2 separate regions of the Homo sapiens genome follow, and region 2 is linked to region 1. A link is a loop called in an ENCODE intact Hi-C map of the cell type or tissue named here. Cell type or tissue: natural killer cell. All regions are shown on one strand. Each heading gives the region's core, and the rest is flanking DNA. Links, peaks and the distances in the headings are about the cores only. Region 1 overlaps MACROD1 (mono-ADP ribosylhydrolase 1). Region 2 has its middle 20 kb from the start of SLC22A8.

Region 1 (8,328 bases), core at 221-8,220:
GCGCTGGTACTGAATGCAGGACCTACTCGTGCCCAAACATGTTTATGGAAGAGGGGGCAGAAGTGGCTGCCAGGAAAGGTGGCTCTGGCTTGAGCAGCAGTGGGGGCTGACCAGGGGTGGGCCTAGCCTTTTGTGATGACCCCACCTTTGCATCCAGCAGGGACTCTGGACTGGGCCCCTTGCATGAGTTCTGTCATCTAATGCTCTCAGCATCCTTGGGTTGTTATCACCCCTGCCAGCAGTGGTTAGATGAGGAGATGGAGGCCTGGATGATGAAGTGACTCTGGCCGGGAAAACACCCTGCTGTGTGAGGGTGGCCTCCCAACCTCCCTGAACATTTGTGGAGGGACCTACCTGTCCCCCTCACTGCCATGTGCATAGAAGCTTCCAGGCTGCAGTCCTTCCTTTCTCACCACCTCCTCTAATTGCTCTCCCGCCTCTACATATTTTTTGATGCTTTTTGAGTTTCTCAATTGTAGCCTTTGCTGTTTGCCGTGGGGGCTGCCCCATCCCGGGAGCCTGTGGTCCAGGGTGCCAGGCTGGGCTGAGCGCCTGGGTGTGCAGGCGGCCTCGGGCCAGCAGGGGGAGCCCGTGAGCTGCTAGCCTGGCCTGGCGCGGTCGGGGCGGGCCCTTCTGAGACGGGTTCCAGGTTTCTGTGCCTGGTGCCACCCCCAAGGGAAGGCGGAGCCCATGGGACAGTGCTCAGGCAAGGGGAGCCGGCCAGGGTGGACCCCGAGTCTGTGAGCGGGTGGGGGGTGCCTGGCTCCTCACTCAAGTCCCTGCTGTGTGAGGGTGGCCTCCCAACCTCCCTGAGCCCCGGTTTCCTCATCTGTAAAACGAGAACGATTCCAACCCCATTGGTCATGCTGGGAGCCCTCAGCCGCTGCCGGGGGGGATGTTGGGGACAGGTGCCAGGTCCACTTGGTCCTGCAGCTCCTGGAGGAGGACAGCTGTCCCGCTGCCTGCATGCAGTGACAGTGAGGGCAGAACTGACTGGCGGTGGGACTGATGGATAATGTCGCTGGCTGAGTGCTGCCAACCGGCTTGGCCTTAGTGTGTGGGAGGAAGCTCGGAGCTGTTCTGCAGGGGACGTCTTCACCCCCGTTCTAATCAGGGAGAAACGGGGGACCCAGAGAGATGTGGACGCTGCTGGAAAGTGGCAGAGCTGAATTCATCACAACCCAGGTCTGCGATGCCTGAGCCAGTCCCTCAGCCTCCCCAGACCTCAGTTTCCCTCCCTGAACAAAGAGAGCAGGACAAGATATTCTAGGGGCCTCTGAGGTTTCCCCAGCATGCCTGCCCTGTGTGCCCAGAGAAGGAGGGACAGGAAGAGCTGGTTTGCATTCTTGGATGAGGCAAGAAAGGAGATGTGGGGGTGCAAGCCCCAGGCCCGTTCCTCTGCCCCCACCCTGATCCTCCTTCCTGCCTCTGCAGCCTTTCTGAAGGGCCTGAGTGACAAGCAGCGGGAGGAACATTACTTCTGCAAGGACTTTGTCAGGCTGAAGAAGATCCCGACATGGAAGGAGATGGCGAAAGGTAGGCCCTGCTCGGGGGAGGCCCTGGTGGGCAGGCTCCAGACCCGTGGCTTGGGAGAATTGTGCAGACAAGAAGAGCTAGTCCAGTGGCATGTATCGAGTGCTTGCTGCAGGCAGGTGCTCCGCGTGTATCACCTCATTCAATTATTTTATTTTATTTTTTGAGATGGAATTTCACTCTTTTTGCGCAGGCTGGAGTGCAATGGCTCGATCTTGGCTCACTGCAACCTCCACCTCCCGGGTTCAAGCGATTCTCCTGCCTCAGCCTCCTGAGTAGCTGGGATTACAGACATGCACCACCATGCCTGGATAATTTTTGTATTTTTAGTAGAGATGGGGTTTCACCATATTGGCCAGGCTGGTCTCGAACTACTGACCTCAAGTGATCTGCCCGCCACGGCCTCCCAAAGTGCTGGGATTACAGGCGTCAGCAACTGCGCCTGGCCATCTCATTCAATTATTAACACAACAAGTGCAATTTTTATCCCCATTGTATGGTTGGAAACAGAGCCCTAGGTTAGGTGAGCCACCTGCCCGAGATTACTTGCTTGTGGGGAGCTGGGGTTTGAAGCTGCGATTTGGTTGCTTACAGTGGGGTGTGTTGGTGAGACAGCAGGCCTGGTGACCCATAACCCTAGGCAAGTCTCTGACCCACCTAATCCTCAGTTTCTACCTCTGTGAAATGGGATAGATGATATTGGCACTGTACCTGCTGGTGGCCTTGCTGTGAAGATGCAAGGAGTCCCCGCGTGATTTTAGCACGCAGTAGGTGCTCCTCAGTGTGGGTTCCTGGTACTGGGTCAGCAGTCATCGTGCTGCAGGCTGCCCCTGGAGGTGGAGGGAGGTCGATAGGGAAGGCCCTGGCCCCTGGGCCCTGGCTGGGTCCCTCTGCAGTGGGCAGCCTCGCTGTGACCTCCCCGGCCCCTACTTGTTCCAGGGGTGGCTGTGAAGGTGGAGGAGCCCAGGTATAAAAAGGACAAGCAGCTCAATGAGAAAATCTCCCTGCTCCGCAGCGACATCACCAAGCTGGAGGTGGACGCCATCGTCAACGCCGGTGAGTGGCTGGCCTGAACCAGAGACCTGGTGGCCGCCCTGTTGCCTTTGCTCTGCTCTGCTGTGCCAGGCCTGGGTGGACGCCACCTGGCTCCAGTGAGGCTCGGGTTGCTGGCAAGGACAGCCTGCTGGCGCCATGGCAGCCCAACGTGTCGGCCACTCGGGCTCCTCTTCCCTTGAAACCCTGACCTGCTGTGTCGGGGGCGCCTTGCTCCACTGAGACCCATTAGTGGCCGGGGAAGGGGGAGAGCTGGGCTGAAACTGGGCTGCCCTGCCAGGAAGGCAGAGGCCACAGCGGGGAGGTCTGACCTTGGGGGGCCACAGAAGCCCCAACCAGCACCTGCCTTCCTCTGCCTTTGGCCTGGCCTGCCCCCGCTTCAGACCTGGGCGGGTGAGGGAGCTTGTCGAGGGATAGTGGGGGCAGAGAGGTCCCCTGCCATGCCCTGGCAGCTTTCCAGAGCCTAGAAACAGGAGCTGCTCAGCTTCCTGCGCTCGCCTCTTGCTGGCTTGGCAGTTTATTGTGATGAGTATGGGAGCCGGCTGCCTCTTTGTGGGAGGGAGGAAGGGGGCTGCTACTCCACACAGCTAGTGGTTGTCTGGCAAGGTCAAAGGCGCCAGGAAAGGACTTTGGCATGGGGTGCCAAGGGCTGGTTAAGTCGAGCAGGTGGCTTGTGGAACAGGTTGAGTGGCGGCTGAACCCCGGCCCTCGCCCGCCTGCTCGCTTGCTCCTTTGCTTACCTGGCATCTGCACCAAGCATTGGAGGAAGGGGGGCCTCTTTCTCAGACCCTGAATATGGGGGGCAGGTCCTCTCGTCTTGGGCTCCAGCTCACAGGGAAAACCCTGCTGTGCCAGCCCCTCCCTAACCTGTGCAGGCCCAGGGCACCCCCAGGAGCTTCTCGAGTCTCCTTCGTCCCCACTTTGCGCTTGTAGCGGTCGTGCCTGGCCCCAGCGCTGTCCCCCAGTGACTCTGGGGCATGGTGGTGCTGATGCTGTGAGCATTTCCGTTAATCTCTGTGAGTGACAGGCTCTAGGATCCGGAGAGGGGAGTTCACTCGGCCGCCCCGGGCCTGGTCCGTGGGGTCTGAGTTGTGTTTCCTGAAGCAACCTTGCTCTATGCGTCTTCCCACTGTTGACTGCAAAGCTGGATAGTCATATGGGGGTGCCTTGCCCGCACATTCCCTGTCTAGGCACACAGGTGACAGGTTACACGTAGGCAGGAGTTTCTGCTCAGTGTGGCTGGCTGAGGGCAGCAGGGAGAGCTAGGGTCACCTTGGGCTTCTGCAGGTGGTTCTGGTGTGTTTCTCTAGGGCCACTAGGATGAGAACTGCTAGTCCATCTGAGGACACACAGCTAAGACAAAGCCACATCTGGGTTGGCAGACATTACAGCGGCCTAGGGGAGAAGGGCGTTCTTGCTGCCTGTGCCCAGGAGGGGCTGGCCTGGAGCAGAAGGGCAGAGCCTTGGGGCTGTGGCTGAGGGGGCAGTCAGGCAGGCCAGTGGGTACTCCAGCCCTGCCAGTCACTGGCAAGCGTGTGAGAGGTACTGCAGCGGTACCTTCTTGCTGAGCTGCAAAGTGGCCGGAGGGAAAATGAGGCATCTTGTGAGCTCTGTCCCCCTTGGGTTGGTGGTTCGCTGCAACATGGGCCAGGAGAAAGGGTGCAGGGACCAAGGTGGGGTGTTGATGGGTTCAGATGGAATGGGGGCGCTCCGGAGGCTGCACCCGGGCTGTGGGCGTGATTAACACTGCTTCCTAAGTGCCCTTGGGAGTCGCCAGGTTTTGGATGCAGCAGCTCCATCAGAAGCGGTTTAGTGCCAGCTCCATTTGCACCAGGGCCAGGGCTGGGGCAGTGCTGGCTGAGTTTCTCTGTGGACTCCCCTTCTCTGTGTCCTTGCCTAGGCCTCTGTTTCCTCCTCTGCAAAATGAGGGTGGTGAAGAAACCACCCGTCAGGTTACTGGGGGCACTCGGAGCTGATGCACGTGACGTGCAAATGACGGTCACTCAGCACCTGGCGGGAATCGGGGCTCAGCACCTCGCACTGGTGCTGAAACTGGTGTCATCAGCGCCGTTCTGGGCATCACCCCTGTCCCAGCGGTGCCGAGGGACATGGTACCTCCTGCAAATGATCAGCTTTCACCTCCCCCTGCTTGCCTCAGTTTACCCATACACCTCTTGGTGTGTTCTCCTGGGATCTTTTTGTTCTAGACTCTCACAGCCAGGAGGACCCGGTACCCGCCTGGAATCCCAGGGAATGACGGAGGCAGGGTCTGAACACGGGCTTCCCACACAGAGCCCGAGTCTCCTTTCAGCCGTCCAGGGCTTTGTGGAACCCCAGCGTTCAAAGTGGCTTTGGCACTGGTCAGGCCTCCAGGGTCCTGGGTGGCCTTGGCTCCCACCCCAGCCCCTGTGCCCACCAGGGGGCAGCAGAGATTGCAGTTCCCAGGAGCCCATATATCAGCCTGTTTATTAGTGGAATAAAAGTCGTTGGCAACGGCAGGGCTTTTCGGGGCTGCATAAATCTGCGTCTGTGCCTCGTGAAACCCATATGTGCTTAATTCATATGTAAAGTTTCAAGCAGGAAGAGAATACGTGTCCATTAAATTCTATTTGACTTGATTATAATCATTAGCCGTGAATAATTGCTTCTCAGTGCCTACCACGGAGCCACCACAATAAGCCAGAGGAGAGAGCAATTATCTTGGGGTGGGGATTTTTAAATTTATATTTTTGAAGCCAGGAGCAGTGCTGGCCCCGCGGGCGTCAGTGGCCCATGGAGAACGCCGTGGGTCACACTGGGCTGGGAGCTTGAGATCTGGCCGCCCGCCGGAGCTTCTGGATTTTGTTGTGGGGAACAGTTCTCTTTGTTCCTGCTGCCATATGGGAGGGGCTGTCGCTGCCTGGGCTTGGGTCCAGCTGCAGGGATGTGGAGGGGAAGGGTGCAGTGGGAGCTAGGAGAGGGCTGTGAGGGAAAGGGGGCGGGGAGAGCTCCCAACCCCCCACCCTCCTCCATCCTGAAAAGCTGTGGGGTTGAAGGGGTCTCCAGCCAGGCTGTGGGCATCTCTCTTGCCACTCAGCAGGGCCCTGGGGATCCTTGGAGAGGGCAGTTGCCAGGTGTCCCCCTGCCCGCCCCCCTCACTCTTTCCCCTCCCTGAAGAGGCATCTGCCTGTGACCTCCGTCAGGCCATTGAGAATCGGACCCTGGGCGGGACGTAGTAGCTCACTCCTGTAATCCCAGCACCGTGGGAGGCCGAGACGAGAGGATCACTTGAGCTCGGGAGTTTGAGACCAGCCTGGCCAACATAGTGAGACTCTATCTCTACAAAAAAAAAAATAATACGGCATGGTGGTGTGTGCCTATAATCCCAGCTACTCAGGAGGCTGAGGCAGGAGGATTGCTTGAACCTGGGAGGTTGAGGCTGCAGTGAGCCATGGTTGTGCCACTGCACTCCAGCCTGGGTGACAGAGTGAGACCCTATCTAAAATATATATATATATATAATAGAACATCAGATTCTGGGCCAGGTACGATGGCTCACACCTGTAATCCCAGAACTTTGGGAGGCTGAGACAGGCGGATCACTTGAGGTCAGGAGTTTCGAGACTAGCCTGGCCAACATGGCGAAATCCCATCTCTACTAAAAATACAAAAATTAGCCAGGCGTGATGGCATGCACCTGTAATCCCAGCTACTTGGGAGGCTGAGGTAGGAGAATCACTTGAACCCAGGAGGCTGAGGCAGGAGGATTGCTTGAACCTGGGAGGTCAAGGCTGCAGTGAGCCATGATTGTGTTACTGCCTTCCAGCCTGGGCAACAGAGTGAGACTCCATCTCAAAAAAAAAAAAAGAAAGAAAGAAAATCAGACTCTGAGGCTGCAGGCGGTGGCTCACTCTTGTAATCCCAGCACTTTGAGAGGCTGAGGCAGGAAGATTGCTTGAGCCCAGGAGTTTGAGACCAACTTGAGCAACACAGTGGCACCCTATCTCTACCAAAAAAAAAATTAAAAAAGATTAGTAGGGTGTGGTGGTGCATGCCTGTAGTCCAGCTACTTGGGAGGCTGAAGTGGGAGGACTGCTTGAGCCTGGGAGGTCGAGGCTGCAGTGAGCTGTGACTGTGCCATTGCACTGCAGCCTGGGCAACAGAGTGAGATGCTGTCTCAAAAAACAAATAAAAATAAGAAAATCAGATTCTGTTTCCCTACTGATCTCCTGGCATTTGAAATTCAGGACTGGTTTCCACTCTTACATTATTGGGCTATGAGATGTGATTGGGATGTGTGTGATGGTGTGTGTGTGAGGTCAGGAGTTTGGCCTGTGTGTGTGATGTGTGCGGTGCGTGTGTTTGTGATGTAGCATGTTTGTGTCTGTGCTTGTGTGATGCGTGGGGTGTGTGTGATAGAGTGTGTGTGTGAGGTCAGGAGTTTGGCCTATGTGTGTGGGGTGTGCGTATGCATTTGTATGATGTGTGTGATGCGTGTGTGTGCGTGATGTGTGTGTGTCTGTGCTTGTGTGATGCATGGGGTGTGGGTGATGGAGGGTGTGTGTGGTGTGATGTGTGTTTGTATGGGATGTGGTGGGAGTGAGGTGGGAGGTTGGGCAGAAGCATAGAAGTGGGGATGCCTGGCTGGCGGGTGGCAGGGCTTGAAGTTGCAGGGACGGAACAAACCCCCACACCCTCAGGCACAGTGCAGGCCTCCCTGGGCCCTGTCCCCGTGGGCTGCCAGCTGAGGCCACTTGCTTGGGTAGCACCCGGGAGAGTCTCAGGTTCCTGCCATCTGTGTCGGCCACGGCTCCTGCCCACAGGAGCATGGCGCATCCGTCTTAATGAAATTGGGCTGCCATGTGCAGGAGATAAGCCAGGGAGCCCCCGCAGGCCCCCTCTTCTGGAGGAGGAGGTTCTCAGAGCCGGTGCCTGCCTCTCCAGCCTTGCCTATGACCTCAGTCCTGTGTCTGGGGAGAGCGCCGGTCTCAGGGTATCCACTAGGGGGTGCTGTGGCTGCCAGGGTGTTTATGTCTCCTTTTTACCACGGGGGTGCAGTGACCTTGACTAGGCCACCTCCCTGCCCTTGAGTTTCCTGGTGCACCAGACCTGTGTGTGTGGACTTCTTGTTCCTGACAGATAGCAGAGTCCTGGGCAGGACATGTCCGGGCACAAAGAAAGATCCCCATTCTTGGCCAGGCACGGTGGCTCACGCCTGTTATCCTAGCACTTTGGGAGGCCGAGGCGGGCGGATCGCTTGAGGTCAGGAGTTTGAGAGCAGCCTGGCCAACATGGTGAAACCTGGTCTCTACTAAAAATACAAAAATTAGCCGGACACAGTGGCATGCGCCTGTAGTCCCAGCTAGTCAGGAGGCTGCGGCAGAAGAATTGCTTGAACCTGGGAGGTGGAGGTTGCGGTGAGCCGAGATTGTGCCACTGCACTCCATCCTGGTTGCTGGGTGACAGAGCAAGATTCCATCTCAAAAAAAAAGAAAAATCCCCATTCTTGGCCAACCCAGGGGTCCAGCTGCCTGGCTTTGGCCTTCATGTCATAAGAGGACAGGGCAGAGATGGATGAAAGGCTTTGTGCAAAGATGGAAGGGATCTTTTGTTTCAATGCCAGCCCAGAGCAGTGAGCATGGGCTGTGCGCACCGTGGCCAGGAGCAGGTCAGGGTCCCAGCACCCCTGCTGGCCACTCCGTGGCCTCTACTTCCTCATCTGAGAAATGGCATCAGCATCAGTTCCACCGAAGGGCAGGGGTG
Region 2 (8,328 bases), core at 325-8,324, 1.1 Mb after region 1:
CTTATTCCAAAATTGACCACATAATTGCAAGTAAAGCACTCCTCAGCAAATGTTAAAGAACAGAAATTATAACAAACTGTCTCTCAGACCACAGTGCAATTAAACTAGAACTCAGGATTAAGAAACTCACTCAAAACCGCTCAACTACATGGAAACTGAATGACTACTGGGTACATAATGAAATGAAGGCAGAAATAAAGATGTTCTTTGAAACCAATGAGAACAGAGACACAACATACCAGAATCTCTGGGACACATTTAGAGCAGTGTGTAGAGGGAAATTTATAGCACTAAATGCCCACAAGAGAAAGCAGGAAAGATCTAAAATTGACACCCTAACATCACAATTAAAAGAACTAGAGGAACAAGAGCAAACACATTCAAAGGCTAGCAGAAGGCAAGAAATAACTAAGATCAGAGCAGAACTGAAGGAGATAGAGACACAAAAAACCCTTCAAAAAATCAATGAATCCAGGAGCTGGTTTTTTGAAAAGATAGACCGCTAGCAAGACTAATAAAGAAGAAAAGAGAGAAGAATCAAATAGACTCAATAAAAAATGATAAAGCGGATATCACCACCGATCCCACAGAAATACAAACTATCATCAGATAATACTATAAACACCTCTATAAAAATAAACTAGAAAATCTAGAAGAAATGGATAAATTCCTCGACACATACACCTTCCCAAGACTAAACCAGGAAGAAGTTGAATCCCTGAATAGACCAATAACAGGCTCCGAAATTGAGGCAATAATTAATAGCCTACCAACTAATAGAAGTCCAGGACCAGAGAGATTCACAGCCGAATTCTACCAGAGGTAAAAGGAGGCGCTGGTACCATTCCTTCTGAAAATATTCCAATCAACAGAAAAAGATGGAATCCTCCCTAACTCATTTTATGAGGCCAGCATCATCCTGATACCAAAGCCTGGCAGAGACATAACAAAAAAAGAGAATTTTAGACCAATATCCCTGATGAACATCGATGCAAAAATCCTCAATAAAATACTGGCAAACTGAATCCAGCAGCAAATCAAAAAGCATAACTATCATGTTCAAGTGGGCTTCATCCCTGAAATGCAAGGCTGGTTCAACATTCACAAATCAATAAATGTAATCCAGCATATAAACAGAACCAAAGACAAAAACCACATGATTATCTCAATAGATGCAGAAAAGGCCTGCGACAAAATTCAACATCCCTTCATGCTAAAAACTCTCAATAAATTAGGTATTGATGGGACGTATCTCAAAATAATAAGAGCTATTTATGACAAACCCACAGCCAATATCATACTGAATGGGCAAAAGCTGGAAGCATACCCTTTGAAAACTGGCACAAGACAGGGATGCCCTCTCTCACCACTCCTATTCACATGCTGTTGGAAGTTCTGGCCAGGGCAATCAGGCAGGAGAGAGAAATGAAGAGTATTCACTTAGGAAAAGAGGAAGTCAGATTGTCCCTGTTTGCAGATGACATGATTGTATATTTAGAAAACCCCATTGTCTCAGCCTAAAATCTCCTTAAGCTGATAAGCAACTTCAGCAAAGTCTCAGGATACAAAATCAATGTGCAAAAATCACAAGCATTCTTATACACCAATAACAGATACACAGAGAGCCAAATCGTGAGTGAACTCCCATTCACAACTGCTTCAAAGAGAATAAAATACCTAGGAATCCAACTTACAAGGGATGTGAAGGACCTCTTCAAGGAGAACTACAAACCACTGCTCAAAAACATAAAACAGGACACAAACAAATGGAAGAACATTCCATGCTCATGGATAGGAAGAATCAATATCATGAAAATGGCCATACTGCCCAAGGTCATTTATAGATTCAGTGCCATCCCCATCAAGCTACCAATGACTTTCTTCACAGAATTAGAAAAAACTACTTTAAAGTTCATATGGAACCTAAAAACAGCCCACATTGCCAAGTCAATCCTAAGCCAAAAGAACAAAGCTGGAGGCATCATGCTACCTGACTTCAAACTATACTACAAGGCTACAGTCACCAAAACAGCATGGTACTGGTACCAAAACAGAGATATAGATCAATGGAACAGAACAGAGCCCTCAGAAATAATGCCACATATCTACAACCATCTGATCTTTGGCAAACCTGACAAAAACAAGAAATGGGGAAAGGATTCCCTATTTAATAAATGGTGCTGGGAAAACTGGCTAGCCATATGTAGAAAGCTGAACCTGGATCCCTTCCTTATACCTTATACAAAAATTAATTCAAGATGGATTAAAGACTTAAATCTTAGACCTAAAACCATAAAAACCCTAGAAGAAAACCTAGTCAATACCATTCAGGATATAGGCATGGGCAAGGATTTCATGTCTAAAACACCAAAAGCAATGGCAACAAAAGCCAAAATTGACAAATGGGATCTAATTAAACTAGAGCTTCTGCACAGCAAAAGAAACTACCATCAGAGTGAACAGGCAACCTACAGAATGGGAGAAAATTTTTGCAATCTACTCATCTGACAAAGGGCTAATATCCAGAATCTACAATGAACTCAAACAAATTTACAAGAAAAAAACAAACAACCCCATCAAAAAGTGGGCAAAGGATATGAACAGACACTTCTCAAAAGAAGACATTTATGCAGCCAACAGACACATGAAAAAATGCTCATCATCACTGGCCATCAGAGAAATGCAAATCAAAACCACAATGAGATACCATCTCACACCAGTTAGAATGGCGATCATTAAAAAGTCAGGAAACAACAGGTGCTGGAGAGGATGTGGAGAAATAGGAACACTTTTACACTGTTGTTGGGACTGTAAACTAGTTCAACCATTGTGGAAGTCAGTGTGGCGATTCCTCAGGGATCTAGAACTAGAAATACCATTCAACCTAGCCATCCCATTACTGGGTATATACCCAAAGGATTATAAATCATGCTGGTATAATGACACATGCACACGTATGTTTATTGCGGCACTATTCACAACAGCAAAGACTTGGAACCAACCCAAATGTCCAACAATGATAGACTAGATTAAGCAAATGTGGCACATATACACCATGGAACACTATGCAGCCATAAAAAAGGATGAGTTCATGTTCTTTGTAGGGACATGGATGAAGCTGGAAACCATCATTCTCAGCAAACTATTGCAAGGACAAAAAACCAAACACTGCATCTTCTCACTCATAGGTGGCAACTGAACAATGAGAACACTTGTACACAGGAAAGGGAACATCACACACCGGGGCCTGTCGTGGGGTGGGAGGAGTGGGGAGGGATAGCATTAGGAGATAAACCTAATTTAAATGACGAGTTAATGGGTGCAGCACACCGACATGTCACGTGTATACATATGTGACAAACCTGCACGTTGTGCACATGTACCCTAGAACTTAAAGTATAATAATAAAAAAAAAAAGAATTTGTGGCAGAAATTGCCAGTTAACTTCCAATATTCATTTTCCCATTCTTCCATAATAGATTTTTGGCCACCAAGAAAAAATGCAACATTTCACAGTCTTTCTTATAGGAAAGTGTAGCCATATGACACCTCAGCAAGCAGTATTTTCCGGACAATGGGATGTGAGCAGCAGTAATGTACATCTCCTCCCTCCCCCTCCTATTTTAACCCAGGCAGCCTACCTGTAGGGGGCAGGAAGGAATGGCAGGGGGTACTAAGTTCTTAACCATAGTGATTTATGTGTTATATGGCCATTTGATCCAGCTTGCTCTTCTACCATCCCTAGGTGGTTGCCCTCATATCATCATGGTTCAAAATGATCGCTGCCCTCTCTCCAAAATGATTCCTGGAAGGGAATAGATGGCAAGGCAGTCAATGGCTTCAGATCCCTAACTCTGAACACTATATTCTACTGCCCTCTAGTGGAATGTTCCAGTACTTGACACAATCGTTGCATAACTACATTGGCAAGAATGAAAGCTGTATGTGAAAAGAGCCACCAAGGCATGGATCGGTGTGTGAAAAGAACAATATTGGGACATGCAAAAGGGTATCTGCAGAGCCTGGAAGAGAAGTCCCAATCATCCCCTCCAGCACCTGGCTCAGGACTCTTGCCAATTCTTTGGTGAAAAGAACTGAAAGTCGGTATCAGAACTGAATACAGAAAACCCACGGTTGCTTGCCTAAATTTCTTCTCTGCCATTTGCATTGTAAACATATTGATTGAGCATCCACCAAGTGCCAGGCACAGCTCTGTCTCTATGATTGGGACAAACAAGGTCCCTTCTCTCAAAGGTGTACATTCTAAGGGGAGAGGAGGGTAAGTGTGGGCAAAGGAAAAGACAATAACAAGAAATGAATCAACACGAGGTTGGGCGCGGTGGCTCACACCTGTAATCCCAGCACTTTGGCAGGCAGAGGCGGGCAGATCACTTGAAGCCAGGAACTCAAGGCCAGCCTGGCCAACATGGCAAAACCCCGTCTCTATTAAAAATACAAAAATTAGCCAGGCTTGGTGGCATGCACTGTAATCACGGCTACAGCAAGAGGCTGAGGCAGGAGAATCACTTGAACCCAGGAGGTGGAGGCTGTAGTGGCCGAGATCGAGCCACTGCATTCCAGCCTGAGTGATAAAGTGAGACTCTATCTCAAAAAAGAAAAAAAATCAACACGAGTGGTGTCAGATAAAGGTAAACGCGGGCCAGATTGTGGAGATTTTTAAATGCATTAGGGAGTTTTAACATAGAGATAACATGCTTGGATTCAGGTTTCTAAAACACCATTCTGGCTTCTAGGTGGAAGATGGATTGTACAAGACAGGGATGGAGGAGGGAGACCAGCTGGAAGATGACTGTACGGGTCCGGAGGAGCGGTGATGGTAGCTTGAATTAGAAAGGAAGCAGCAGAGAATGAGGAGTGAAAAGACTGGTTTCCATTGTGAAAGTAAAGCCAACAGGCCTTAGTCTGTTCAGGCTGCTACCATAAAAATACAATATACGGGTGGCCTATAAAAGTCAGAAATGGATTTCTTACAGTTCTGGAAGCTGGAAATCTGAGATAGGTGCCAGCTTGGTCAGGCTCTGGTATGAGCCTTTTTCCAGGTTGAAGACTATTGTCTTCTCATTGTCTCCTCACATGGCAGACAGAAGGCTGGAGAGCTATTTGTGGCTCTCATGCAAGGGCACGAATCCTATTCTTAAAGTCTCTACTCTTAAGATCTAATTACCTTCCAAAAGCCCCACCTTCTAATACTGTCCTATTGAGAGTTAGGATTTCAACATAAGAATTTGTGGGGGACGCAAACATTCAATCCATTGCCGGGGAGTTGAGGGAAAGGAAAAAATCCAGGAGTTATATATAGTTCTCATTTCAGACCAGGAGTTCCATCATTCTCAAAATATCCTCTTTTTTTGCTTAAAAAAAATCCCAATTGGCCGGGCGCGGTGGCTCACGCCTGTAATCCCAGCACTTTGGGAGGCCAAGGCGTGTGGATCATGAGGTCAAGAGATCGACACCATCCTGGCTAACACGGTGAAACCCTGTCTCTACTAAAAATACAAAAAATTAGCCGGGCGTGGTGGCTGGTGCCTGTAATCCCAGCTACTCGGGAGGCTGAGGCAGGAGAATGGCGTGAACCCGGAAGGCGGAGCTTGCAGTGAGCAGAGATGGCGCCACTGCACTCCAGCCTGGGGGACAGAGAGAGACTCCATCTCAAAAAATAAATAAAAGTAAAATAAAATCCCAATTTAAGGAACTGTCTAGATGACTGGTCTGGATGGATCCCACCTAACGCTGAAATGATTCTTGATTCAGGAACCAGGTAAGAAGCCCTCTTCTAGGAAACATTGCAGCTGTGCAAACAGCTCATTGAGCTTATTCGGTCCCTAGCCTGGAACAGAGTAAGATAAGCCAGCTCCCAGTGGCCCAGCATCCTCCAGGCATGCAGGGTCTGTCAGTCCACATCCCAAAAGCCCAAAAGAGAGTTTTAACATAGAGATAAAGCCCAAGAGGCTTTAGAGACACCTTGGAATAAACCCTCTACAGGGGATAAGGATATCCCCTCTTCCCAGCCCCAGTCAACAGCTCAGTATTTTGTCATAGGAACACTTGCTAAAGGAAAAACCCCTCCAGCCTCCAGGTTCTTAATCCATACCTGAGGGCAAAGAAGGGTGCAGGTGAAACAACTGACCTGCGGCTAAAATTGGGACAGCCTTTAACCCATCAGGCAAGCCCTAGAGTCAAAAGTTTTTAAAAACATTAAAGCTGAAGGGGCAACTTCAAATACCTCCTTTATTAGATAAACAAAAGTAGTTTTTCCAACTACTTAGAAATGTAATGTCTCAAATTCTACTCTTTTCATCATTCAGGGGTATGTCATGGGTTGAATTGTGGCCCCAAAAAAGATATAGTGAAGTCCTCAGAATGTGACCATGTTTGGAAATAGGCTTGTTAGAGATGTGATTAGTCAGGATAAGGTCCTACTGGAGCAGAGTGGGCCCCTAACCCAATATGACTGGTGTCCATACAAGAAGACACAGACACACAGGAAGAACACCATATGGAGATGGAACACTGCAGAGACGCATCCACAAGCCAAGGAATGCCTGGGGCTACTAGAAGCAAAGAGAGAGGCATGGATCAGATTCTCCCCCAGAAGGAACCCACCCTGCTCTGATCTATGTTGATAAGGAGAATGGAGAACCAGGTATCCATGCAGCTCCTAAAGATAGGCTGAAGCTGGGATCTGGACCTTCAATCAAAGCCTTAGAGGGGAGATCTCAAGTTTCAGCACCACGTGTTGGCAAAATGTCCAATGCTTTACCAGCCTTACCTAAAGCTACCAGAAAGTCTTTTGGAACTGTCAACAGGGCTACAGAAACGTGAGTAAAGATCAACGGACTCCTCAAACTAAAACACCCAAATTTCTCTGCCGAAAAGATGACCAGGAAGACTGTTAAAGCAAAAAGCTCTGTTCCTTCCTCAGATAATGCCTACCCAGAAATAGAAAAATTATTTCACTTCAATCTTCTAGATTTTGAGAGTTTTAACCAACCTGAAGTGCACCAGATTGCAGGCCTCCCCTTGAGTGGAGTGCCTCTTATGATCCTTGATAAGGAGAGAGAGCTTGAAAAGCTGTTTCAGCTGGGCCCGCCTTCGCCTGTGAAGATGCCCTCTCCGCCATGGGAACCCAATCTGTTGCAGTGTCCTTCAACCCTTCTGTTGACCCTGGATGTTGAATTGCCACCTGTTTACTATGACATAAATATTTAAATTTCTTCATGCTTTAGGGTTTGTGTGTATTTGTACTAATAAAGCATTCTTTAACAGGAAAAAAAAAACTCACCCTGCTAACACCTTAATTTTGAACTTCCAGCCTCCAGAACTGTGAGACAATAAATTTCTGTTGTTTTTAAATCACGCAGTTTGGTGGACCATGTTACAGCAGCCCTAAGAAACTAATATAAAGTCAACTGAGTGGAGAAGCTGAGCACTGACACACAGTGGCAGGTCCCTCGTAAAATCTGCTCTCCTTGTCAGGAACCCGGGCACATCTAGGACAGAAAACTGGGGAAACCTAGGGTTCAATGCTAGCATACTCTTGTGTTTACTCCAGAAATGTTATTAACTTCTCTAGGCCCTTCTTCTAGGAAAACAAAGGGAAAAGGGGATCAAGCCATCAACTCAAAATCCTACAGAGACATTTATGTCAGTTTCATTGATGATTTGGGAACATAAACATTAGTTTTGAGGTGTTTAGGGGTTTTTTAACTAATTTATATGGGTCTTTTTTGTTTTTCGTGTTTTTGCTTTTTGGGGTTTTGTTTTGTTTTTTTTTGGGGGGTGTGTGTGTGTGTGGTTTTTTTTTATTGTTGTTGTTTTGTTTGTTTTTTGTTTTATTTTGTTTTTGAGACAGGGTCTCATTCTGTTGCTCAGGCTGGAGGGTAGAGGTGTGATCACAGCTCACTGCCACCTCTGCCTCCCAGGTTCAAGCAGTCCTCCTACCTCAGCCTCGCGAATAGCTGAAACCACAAACGTGCATCACCATGCCTGGCTAATTTTTTGTATTTCTTGTGATAGAGATGGGGTTTCACTAGGATGCCCAGGCTCGTCTCAAACTCCTGAGCTAAAGCAATCCACCTGCCTTGGTCTCCCAAAGTGCTGGAATTACAGGCATGAGCCACCGCACCCTACCTTATTTTTAATTTTTGTGGGTATACAGTAGGTGTATATATTTATGGGATACATGAGATGCTTTGATACAGACATGCGATGTGAAATAATCACATCATGGAGAATGGGGTCTCCATCCCTTCAAGCATTTATCCTTTGTGTTACAAACAATCCAATTACATTATTTTAGTTATTTTT

Evidence for each region. A loop is a pair of places that touch in the nucleus more often than their neighbours do. Peaks named below come from ENCODE experiments on the same cell type or tissue, not always from the same donor. Only the 100,000 strongest peaks of a DNase experiment are listed, where the experiment ranks them.
Region 2: a loop joins it to region 1, with 7 times the contacts of the local background. A loop is called at or near these places in 4 of 110 quality-filtered maps.

Annotation. Positions count from the first base shown.
Region 1 is chr11:64,145,500-64,153,827 of GRCh38, reverse strand. MACROD1 (mono-ADP ribosylhydrolase 1) reads left to right here. Exons shown (of 11, transcript NM_014067.4): 2 at 1,435-1,536; 3 at 2,473-2,589. Among named protein-coding and RNA genes, the nearest start is that of MACROD1, 16 kb to the left of the region's middle. RefSeq lists enhancers at 1-448, 449-1,444, 7,360-7,861 and a silencer at 488-707. In natural killer cell, for the core only: CTCF peaks have their summits at 363, 567 (motif pointing right), 5,006 (motif pointing right), 7,605 (motif pointing right) and 1 weaker place; DNase peaks (open chromatin) are centred at 587, 5,017 and 7,577.
Region 2 is chr11:63,031,406-63,039,733 of GRCh38, reverse strand. It overlaps the pseudogene PTTG1P2. Among named protein-coding and RNA genes, the nearest start is that of SLC22A8, 20 kb to the right of the region's middle. In natural killer cell, for the core only: CTCF peaks have their summits at 3,660 (motif pointing right) and 3,860 (motif pointing left); a DNase peak (open chromatin) is centred at 3,883.